3 separate regions of the Homo sapiens genome follow, and all the other regions are linked to region 1. The links are chromatin contacts, found by Hi-C or POLR2A ChIA-PET in ENCODE. All regions are on one chromosome and are shown on one strand. Each heading gives the region's core, a stretch centred on a gene start or an enhancer-like site at or near the end of the contact. The rest is flanking DNA. Distances are from core to core; before and after follow the strand shown.

What was found. Hi-C counts contacts between places; a loop is a spot of excess contacts on that map. ChIA-PET counts read pairs that join two places held with the same protein, here RNA polymerase II (POLR2A). Pooled maps may share reads with other maps.
Region 2: a map of heart right ventricle shows a loop between it and region 1 (6-fold over the local background). The contact joins two enhancer-like sites. A Hi-C loop is called at or near these places in 1 of 168 maps with a recorded cell type or tissue (heart right ventricle), 2 of 37 single-sample maps with no recorded cell type and 3 of 50 pooled maps. POLR2A ChIA-PET finds 5 or more read pairs at or near these places in 1 of 52 experiments (GM12878).
Region 3: a loop to region 1 is called in a pooled map, with 12 times the contacts of the local background. The contact joins two enhancer-like sites. A Hi-C loop is called at or near these places in 2 of 37 single-sample maps with no recorded cell type and 13 of 50 pooled maps. POLR2A ChIA-PET finds 5 or more read pairs at or near these places in 2 of 52 experiments (activated CD4-positive, alpha-beta T cell and activated CD4-positive, alpha-beta memory T cell).

The regions. Positions count from the first base shown.
Region 1 is chr7:28,291,494-28,294,621 of GRCh38, reverse strand. No RefSeq gene overlaps it. Among named protein-coding and RNA genes, the nearest start is that of JAZF1, 110 kb to the right of the region's middle. RefSeq lists enhancers at 915-1,880, 1,881-2,848, 2,849-3,128 and a silencer at 2,758-3,052. Within about 2 kb of position 1,569, at least 2 of the 41 ENCODE cell types and tissues checked have a DNase peak (open chromatin) inside an H3K27ac peak, as active enhancers do.
Region 2 is chr7:28,479,698-28,482,825 of GRCh38, reverse strand. All of the region lies in intron 1 of CREB5 (cAMP responsive element binding protein 5), which reads right to left. Among named protein-coding and RNA genes, the nearest start is that of CREB5, 69 kb to the right of the region's middle. Within about 2 kb of position 1,650, at least 2 of the 41 ENCODE cell types and tissues checked have a DNase peak (open chromatin) inside an H3K27ac peak, as active enhancers do.
Region 3 is chr7:28,154,307-28,157,434 of GRCh38, reverse strand. All of the region lies in intron 1 of JAZF1 (JAZF zinc finger 1), which reads left to right. Among named protein-coding and RNA genes, the nearest start is that of JAZF1-AS1, 25 kb to the left of the region's middle. Within about 2 kb of position 1,716, at least 3 of the 41 ENCODE cell types and tissues checked have a DNase peak (open chromatin) inside an H3K27ac peak, as active enhancers do.

The DNA.
Region 1 (3,128 bases), core at 320-2,819:
CCAACATGCTGGGATTACAGGCATGAACACGGCACCCGGCCTCAAGTATACTTTTGATAAGAGAGATGTAAATTAAAATGACACTAAATCATCTACATCAAGTCAGCCTCCATTCATCCATGCATTCATCTTTCCATTTATCCGCTAAATACATGTTGCATACCTTTTGACTCAGTGATCTCAATTCTAGTAATTTATTCCCCTGTCGCTATGCTAGTGTATAAGAAAGGTGACATTTATGCAAAGTTATCCATTGCACTTTGCTTGTAAAAATCAAGGCAGGAAACAAATCCAACCATAGAGAACAAGTTAAATAAATCATGGTACATCTATGCAATGGAATACTAGGGGATCATTAAAAAGAACAGGAACATTTCTCTTTGTGCTGCTATAAAAGAATCTCCAATAAATATTATTATTTGGAAAGCACATGTATATAGTATGTCACTATTCATATTAAAATAAAATAAAAAACAAATATTCTTTATGTTTTTGCTTGTTTATGCATTTCATATCTCTGGAAGGACATAAAAGAAAACTGGGGACCGTGGACACCTATGGGGACTGGAATGGCACCTGAGGGACTGGGATGGGATGGAGGATTTTTACTGTGTATCCTTTGTACTTTCCTAGTTTTTGTAACCTGTGACTATGTTACCTATCATTTTATTCATTGTTTTAAAAAGAGGTATCCATCCTGATACTGGCCTAAATTACCAAGAGAACTGGCATCCACATTCAATTGCTAAGACTACAGTTTTGGGTTAAATAAATTTTTCAAGTTGATTTTTTCCACACTGTTGTCAAGACAACCTTCCCTTTCTCCACAATATTGAGAGAATTAGGTGTCAACCTGGCATCTAGACAGAAATAGCTGCTTAATTCCAAACATGGATGGGTTAGGAAGGCCAGAAAGTTATTGTTCTTATAGATTCATGTAACACCTTGTAAATACTTTTTGCCCAGTGGGGGTTCAATAAATGTTGCTGACTCATCGGTCACAGGGAAGCAATATTAACTCAGAAGGACTAACTGAAGTCATTTAATCAGAAAATCAATTTCATTTTCCTTGTCATGGGGAAAATATTTCTGCTAAGTCAAGAAAAATGTAGAGTTAATTATTTTGTGTCAAGGAGTCAAATGGAAAGCCAGGAGTTAAAGTGTTGAGAACAAAACAGTTGCAAATCAATTTGCTTTGCATTACAGTTGGCAGTCTTGGGCACACTTAGCCACATATGGAAGACATGTTTACTATTTCAAGAATATAGTATCACTTTACAGTGCTTAGTATTCAAAGTCCCACATTGTATTGCTTTTTTGTAATTTTTGAGCAATTTCTGTGCCAACATTTGGCACAAGGGGTACTAGAACCCTACAATAATTGCAAACTTGCTTCCCTCCCTCTAAGCTTTACTTCTTGTGGCCCTAAGACCATGATTGTATCAGATATTAATCTAAAACCCAACCACCAAATGGATTTTATTGAAGCTGCTGTAATTCCACCACCAGAAAACATGACAAATAGCCAACCTGTCACTGAAGATTTATGTTTGGTTTTGAAACCCATTATCTTTCAGGAAATATTGCCTAGTATGATTCACTGAGTAGCAGCAGTTTCATATAGCCCAAGGTTTTTCGATATTGATTTCACGGCATCGTTATTGCAAATCAGAGTGTCTGTGCTTTGCTCGAATCACACGATTGAAACCAGTCAGCTTCAGGGATCATTAGCAAAAGTAAATGTACCCTGCAATACTAAGAATCTCAGACAGAGCTTCTACATGCTGGGAATAATGCCGCCTACATTTCCCCCTCTGTTGAAGGTAAATTCAAGAAGGGGAAATGTGTTGCTTTGACTAAATTGACGGAACAGCTGAATGCACGCTGCTTTTCACTGCTGGTAAATGAAATGGAACCACTTCAGATCTATGCAATATTGGAGCCTGAAGGGGCCTTAAAGATCCTCTAGTCCCAAACTCTCCCTTAACATAAACCAAGGCTCAAAGAGGTAAAGTGGCTTCATACCAATGCTCTGCCACTCCGCCATGTCTAACAGCCCTGCCCATAACCAATGTAGTGAGGGCATGGTGTGGAAAGGAGGCAACTCAAGGGACCATGAGCACAAATCACTCAGGGCCATGGTTCTGTCACGTCTCCCTTTCTGTTTCACTTGGGGGAATCCTCTTGATTAGTTAGGTGAGGGCATTAAACACTCTTGTAATGATGAAAAGCTCAGGGCCTTGCAATTTGGGGTGAGATGAGGGAAGTGAAGGCAGGGGACAGTGGTAGAGGGTGTTCAAAATTACCTTTACAGACCATTTCAGCAGACTGTTATTAATCAATATACTGCAGCCAAGGCACAAACTCTTACCATCGCCAAGTGGGTGTCCTAGCTGCCTGTTCCTTTCTCATTTAATTTTCTGAGTTTGGGAATCTAACTTTCTTTCTCTGTTCTCACTTTACTAAAACTTCTCTTCAGCATTAGACACAGCTCCTCCTTCTTAAAATACTTTCCCCTCTTTGTCCTTAACCCTACAATCTACTAGTTTTCCTTCTATCCCACAGGCAGTTCAATGTCAATCAGATTTTCTCTCTGTCCCTGACCTCTCATTTCCTCTCACCCACTTTCTCTACTTCATGGCTAATAGGTATCTCATACTTGACATGCGCAAAAAAGGACTCATCATTTATTTTCTGCCACCACATATTTTTCCCCCACCTCACCCTCTGAATGAAAACAATTCAGAGAACCGTAGTCTAAGCCCCCAAGTGTGTCTCATTCCTGAACAAATGGGAGAGGAGGAGTATGCAGAAGTCACCAGCTGCCTGGCCCCCACTGGGGTGAAAGCTTTGATTCCTCGGGGAGTCAGCATTGGCCTTCAAAGGCAAATCACAGTCTGCAATGTCAACTATTTGCTGAATGTGGCACGTTTGTAATGCAAACTCAGTCTGGCCTGATTTGGGTCAAGAAATAGCTCCAGTTCATGAAAGCATGAGACCTCCCAGCACTAAGTCAAGGAGCAAATCAGCTATTTCTTAGTTAATGAAAAATTCCTTCCCAAAAAGCAATAGGTGAGTAGAGTCATTATTGATGTGGAAAGCCAGGGGGATGGGGTAGCAGAAGCAGA
Region 2 (3,128 bases), core at 401-2,900, 190 kb before region 1:
AAACCTACAAACTGAAATCATGAGTATCAGTGAGCACTAACAATATGGCTGTGTCCCTGTCACCTCTGATATTGTTAACCTGGAAATGAATGCATTATAAATCTGAAAGGGGGGCTTGAATTTTATTCGTGATATTGACAACATTTATCAGCATTTATCACTCTCCTGTGAGTGTGGGAAGAGCCTTCTTGGCAGGACTCACACGAAACAGATCTTTCTGCTTTGTTGAGCTTATGAGACCTCAAAAGGTTTCTAGAGGAGGAAACTGGACCTTCCTGAAATACCAAAAACAGCTGGAAAACAGGAGCACCTTGAGTCAGTCACACTGTATGACACTCCACATCAATCCTGCTTTCTTCCTAGGAACAAATGTTGTTTATTAATTATATTAGTTAAGGCCATGGCCAATTTGCACTTCGTGTTTCTGAAACAAAGCAAATATTTATCTCAATACATCTGTCAGAAGGGCAAGGGGACACACACAATAATAACCCAACACACATTCACCAAAAACACACTCTCGATTTATTTTCTTCAAAGATGCCTGGTTCTACTTTCAAAGCAAGGATGCAGGTAGGTTATCCCCACATGTGGCTAGCTGTTGGGAAGGAATTGCATATGCAATTTGGAGCTAAGAATTTCTTTCTTTGGGAGGGATATTGCATCTTTCATTATCTTATTTGCTCATCTGCAAAACAGTGCCATTGTAGTAAAACACTGTAGAACAGGACCATTCAAAGAGGTATTATGTGAAAACATAACTATTGGAAGCTAACTGTAAATTAAGAGAAAAGTAAGTCCTCTGGATTTCAAATATATCTTTATTTTTCAAACCTGAATATTGTAACTTTCCACAGAAAAATAAACACCTTGAATTTCAGTCCAAGAAAATCAATTACTTTGTGTTTGTCTTGGTATCTTTCTGTGTGTCTGTGTGTGTCTCTCTCTCTTTCTGTGGGCATCTTCCCTCTGTCTCTTTGCATGTCTATTTCTCCATGTGTGCCTTTCTCTCCTCTCTTTGTGTGTTTGTCTCCTTATGTCTGTCTGTCTGTCTCACACAGACACATGCATATACTCATTTTATCAGTAGTGTTCTTACCAGCGTTACTGGTGAAAGGATCTTGTGGTCTTGTTTCCTGTTGCAGTGTTATTCTTGAAGCGGGCTGCAGTCAGAATCTGAATTTCATTGGGCTATTATTATTTGCAGCTGTGTGACCTTTTTAACCCTGCTTTAAAAGTGACATTTCAGCCCTCAAGCTTGAAACGCCTGAATGCTACAAGGTTTTCAAACCAGAGATTTACACAGGGAACAAGACCAAGAGTGGGGCTGTACCTTATAAGTGAACATTTCACCAGAACTTGGCGTGAAGAGGGTGTGTTCCTGGGCAGTTTAGAGCCAGTAGTCTCCCCCAGAAGGCCTGAACTTGACACATAACACTGCGGTTAAATATTACTATTCTGTTCAAACCAGAAGAATATCCCTGTTCTTCAAAGATATTTGCCATCCCCTGGTATCCCAAAAGCTCAGAATCCTACAACCTGAATCACAGCCCCCTTTGGGATTGCGTCACACTTTATATTATGCTTAGAGGCTGTCAGAAGTTCCCTTCCAATGAGGCCCACTGCTCCCAGGAGGAAGGATTTCCAAACAGCTTTTGTCTCTGGAAACTAACCCGGGTCTTACTTCCCAGAGGGGGCCGTAACAGGAGAGAGTGCTGGGGGCTCACGTCCTCTCACGTACTTCTGCAGAGGTTTGTGGTTTTATTTATGTGGCGTTTATGCTGTGTATAGGAAAACATTCCAGTGGGATTGGGTTTTCATATGTTAGATTCCTCTTTCTTTCTTTTTTTTAAATTTTCCATATGTTTCTTTAGATAGGAGGTCTTTGTTCAAAGTTACTGGCTAATTCTGATTTTTGTTTCACATAATCCTGTCTTATAGCTTTCCTCTCTATGGGTTCAATAGTTCAGAACATACTTGGTAATAAGCACTTGTGTGAAGCATGAGAGGTGCAATGTTGAGTAAGTCGCTGAATGCGTATGAACCGCATTTAGGTCCTTGTCCCCTTGTTACCATGCAGTACAATATACTTTCTTGCAGAAGACATCACATCTCTAAAACAAAAGTTTATTTGACATGTGTGTGGTTAACAAAATACAAGTGTAGAGATTCTTAGGTTTTGAAGGAAATATTGAATGTAACCAAATAATTTAGCTTGTTTCTAATGGGACTAAACATATAACCTCAGAAAACATGCTGACTGGTGGCAAACTCTCTTCCTTTTTACCTGCTCTCACTGTGCACAAAAAGGAAAGAAAACAAAAAAGAAAAATTAGAACAAAACATAGCCAAGGTTTAGGTCGACCCTGTCATCTCTATTTTTCCAGAAAAGAAAGTATTTCATTGTCATTTAAAATAACTGCCCCCATGAACTCCTGAGAGAAAAGACTATGATAGCAACGAAATTCAGTGCAAAACTGGATCTATTCTTCATACTGGTGGAAAGCAGCTTGCCTTTTGGAAAATCTAAGAAAAAGGTCAGCAGTATAGTTTTCTCTTCTCCCTTTGTGCCCTACTACAGTAAAATTTGCCTCTTTAGAATTGGAACACGTTCCCAAATGGTACTACTCTGCCTCTAGATAGATACTTTTTAATGCAGTTTGAGTGCATTTGATTTTTAAACAATTTTCATGTAAAATAAATATCTTTAAATATTCTTAAGAGTCACAACTTTTTAGTCTAGTCTTAGTTTTCTTTTCACACATGCAGATGATTTTTATTGGATAATGTGGGGGGGGGGAGGTTTTGGATTTTTATTCTAGATAAGTATCTATATCTTCAGCAACAATATACATTTGGTCCACCCAATGTACGGGCTGAAGTCATACTCAAAACATCTGAAAATGTGTCTTTTTCTGCATGAATGTGAGCTACCACATGTGAGACTGCATCAAGCCCAGTGATGCCCAAGCCAGACCACTCTGCTTTCGGCGAAACCAGGAAGAGACTATTTCATCTTACTATTAACTCCTATGATTACCACTACTGACTTCCTCTTGAAAGACATTTGAGAATGATGGTATCATACTGGGTGCTTTTTTCCCACGACCCCAGCAGAAAGCTGGGGC
Region 3 (3,128 bases), core at 467-2,966, 140 kb after region 1:
ACTCCTTATTTTTATACCGTCTGTGACTGCTTTTGTGCTGCAATGGCAGAGTTGAATAATTGTGATAGAGCTGATAGGGCCCACAAAGCCAAAAATATTCACTGTCTGGCTCTTTACAAAGGAACTTTGCCACCTTCTACTCTAGGCTGTGGTCCTGACTCAGTGCTTGAGGCCAGCCTCCTCTCACTTTGTCTGCTTATCAGCCTGTGGGAAGAGGGACTTAGTGGGCACACCTAGCTGTGGGGGTGCTGAGGAGATCAGTCTGCAGCTGGGCAGCCATTTGCCCAGCAGACACTCTGGAGGTTCTGCTATTAAAAGGAAGGAGAGAGGAGATTGAGTTACATTGAGCAGACCACCACAGGGGCTGTGTGCATGCACATGTATGTATGCTTTCAGAATCCACTGTGGTTGGTTGAAGGATATCGAAGGTCATCTTAATGGATATTGAAGACTGTCTTTATTTATACGTAGTATGGAGTCCGGTATAAACAAATATGGGAAATGTAGCATATGATGGAAGAGAAGGTATTTATCTGCCCTTTGATTCATGCATTCATTCAATGACTGTCTCATAAGAATGATTTCCCCCCTTGCTTGGTAGTGTTCTAGTTCTAGGATCTGAATTTAAATTTCTTGGTGACGTACTCTTGCTTATAGAGCAGTGGTCTCCAAGAGTGGTCTCTGGACAAGCAGCAGCAGTATTTTCTGGATTATTGTATTAGATGTGCAGATTCTCAACACTGTGTCCTCTTGCCCCACACCTACGAAATCAGAAACTATGGGGCTGAGACCCAGCAATTTGTGTTTCAACAAATTCCCAGGTAATTTCAATACACTCTTGGGAACCTCTGCTGTAGAAGATGTAGCGTTAATTCATAACTATAATGAGCGAATGGTCTTCTCTCTTCACTGAATGAACATTTTGTGCTTTCTGGGGAATCAACAAACATTTTCTCCACTTACCTAAACTTCTTATCAATAGTCTCTTGTACTCAGAAAATGTACACAAGTCAAAATAGACAAATCATATTTTGGCTCCACATTTATTCTAGCAGACAGTGGCAGACTCTGCCAAAGCCACGAAGTGACTCCCCATGCAATTGGCCAGGTGACCACCACCACCACACAGAGCAATCTCAGTCCTTGACTGGTTCCTCTGTGTGAAAAGGGGCCTCTACAGCCTTGACCCAGTGACTTTCAGATTCTGAGGAAAACAGACGCTTGATGCCTGTCCAAAGTAAACAGAGCCAAGAGAACCTTTCACAAGCCTGGTTAAGGATCGATGGTTCCACCCAAATGATTTAGATGATTTGGTGTTTAAGTATGTTGTTGCATAACTCTTGGCAGCCAGAGATACCAGTGTGCTGGAGTGAGTGGCAATTTGGATTGAATGAATAAGGTATCTATCAAGGGTGTATGTATATGTACATACCAGCTACTGTGATTTGGACATTACCTACATTAGCTTATGTAACCTCATAGACACCTTATCAGGTAGGTACCCTTATACCCTTAAGATAATTTTCCAGATCAAAAAGCAGAGGCATTGTGAGGTTAATTTGCACAAGATCATCTTCCCAGGAAGAAGCAGGGTTAGAATTTGGACCCAGGTATTTGGTTCCTATACTTCCCATGTGCGCGTGCACACACACACAGACACACACATACATTCTGTGCTGTCACAGCCTAGATGTGGTTGTTTCTCTTGGTCTCTTCTGCATGGGTCATTTCTTGTATGATAATTCTGAATTTAGGTGGAGGTTGTAGTTGCTGAATGGGCATGGGTGGCCAGGCCCTCCATACTGTGTTCAGTACCTTTGATGATTAACTCTGAAAGGGAAGAAAGGATTACTTAGTGCAGGCCAGAGAGCTGTAAAAGGTTCCTAAATTACTCATTTCCCCTCTGAATTTCTCCTCTTGCCTCGAAAACTAAAACACACTTTATAGGGGAAGAATGAAGACCGTATAACTCTGTGGCAGCACAGTTTGGTAATTAATGGACTTGTGCCTCTATCAGAAGAGTGATGTATTATTCCAGAGCCCTGTAGAATGAGTTAAACTGAGAGTGAATTATTTGGTTTGACTGATGTGTACAGTAACTGAAGATAGTTTATTAGTGGGCCAGGTTTTAATCTTCTCTCAAAATGAGTTCTCCTCATATTCTGCACAACTGCCCAGTCTCTTTCATGCCCTGAAATTGAGTAAAAGGAGAAGGTGCTAAAATGGTTGAAACAAGAAGTGAAACCTTCTGTTTCATCATATGTTCCAGAAAATATACAGTGTGTTTTTACTGCAGCCTCCTTTCCATCCCCCCTCCCAATCATTTTCATTAGTGACTGATGTGATTGCAGAGTGGTTTGGTGGGGAAAAGTACTTGCAACCAAATTTAGTAAACCGCAAGCCAATTTTATTTTTAGTTTTAGTGAGCAAGGGCAGATAGCAATTGCAAATATCTTACTGTATCTACTTCTAAGCTTTTACTTTTCTTTTTTTTTAATGTTTTGCCTTTTTCTCTCCCTAGTATGTTTTGTCTATTTTGAATATAATTGTTTTTAGGAGAAAAGGCCATTTTTTCCTTCTATCATTGAGAGCCCCCTTTTTTTTTCAATATTGTAGGCATCATCTTAGTAGGAAATAGAATATATTTATAATCAATGATGTTACAGAAATTTTGAAACTGAGAAATTAAGTACCATAATTAATAAAAGGTAGGAATAGGGAATCATAAATAATTATTTAGTATTAATTGTCAGCAGCAGCCTAAGGTTGCTCAGTGATAGATTAATAAGATCAAGCAGAAAAATAAAGGATCCCATTGGCCAGAGAATGTGAGTGGAATTCCTTTTTCACCTGTATGGCACAATGGTTGGCATTCAAGAGACATTCAGTAAATGTGGTTTGGTTAGTTAGTTGGTTGATTGTTGAATAAATGTTTGAGTCCTGCACTCACTCCAGAACATCAGACTATTGGATATGAGGTTAAGTTTGACCAGAGGATCTTGAAGAGGCTGTATAATGATCATATCTTAAGTACTAGAAGAGTCATTAGTGGTCTCAAACCCATCTGCTCTACCCATTGGAGACTTCTGTAGGGACCCTGACAGTGGCCCTCTGCCATGCTTGAACAT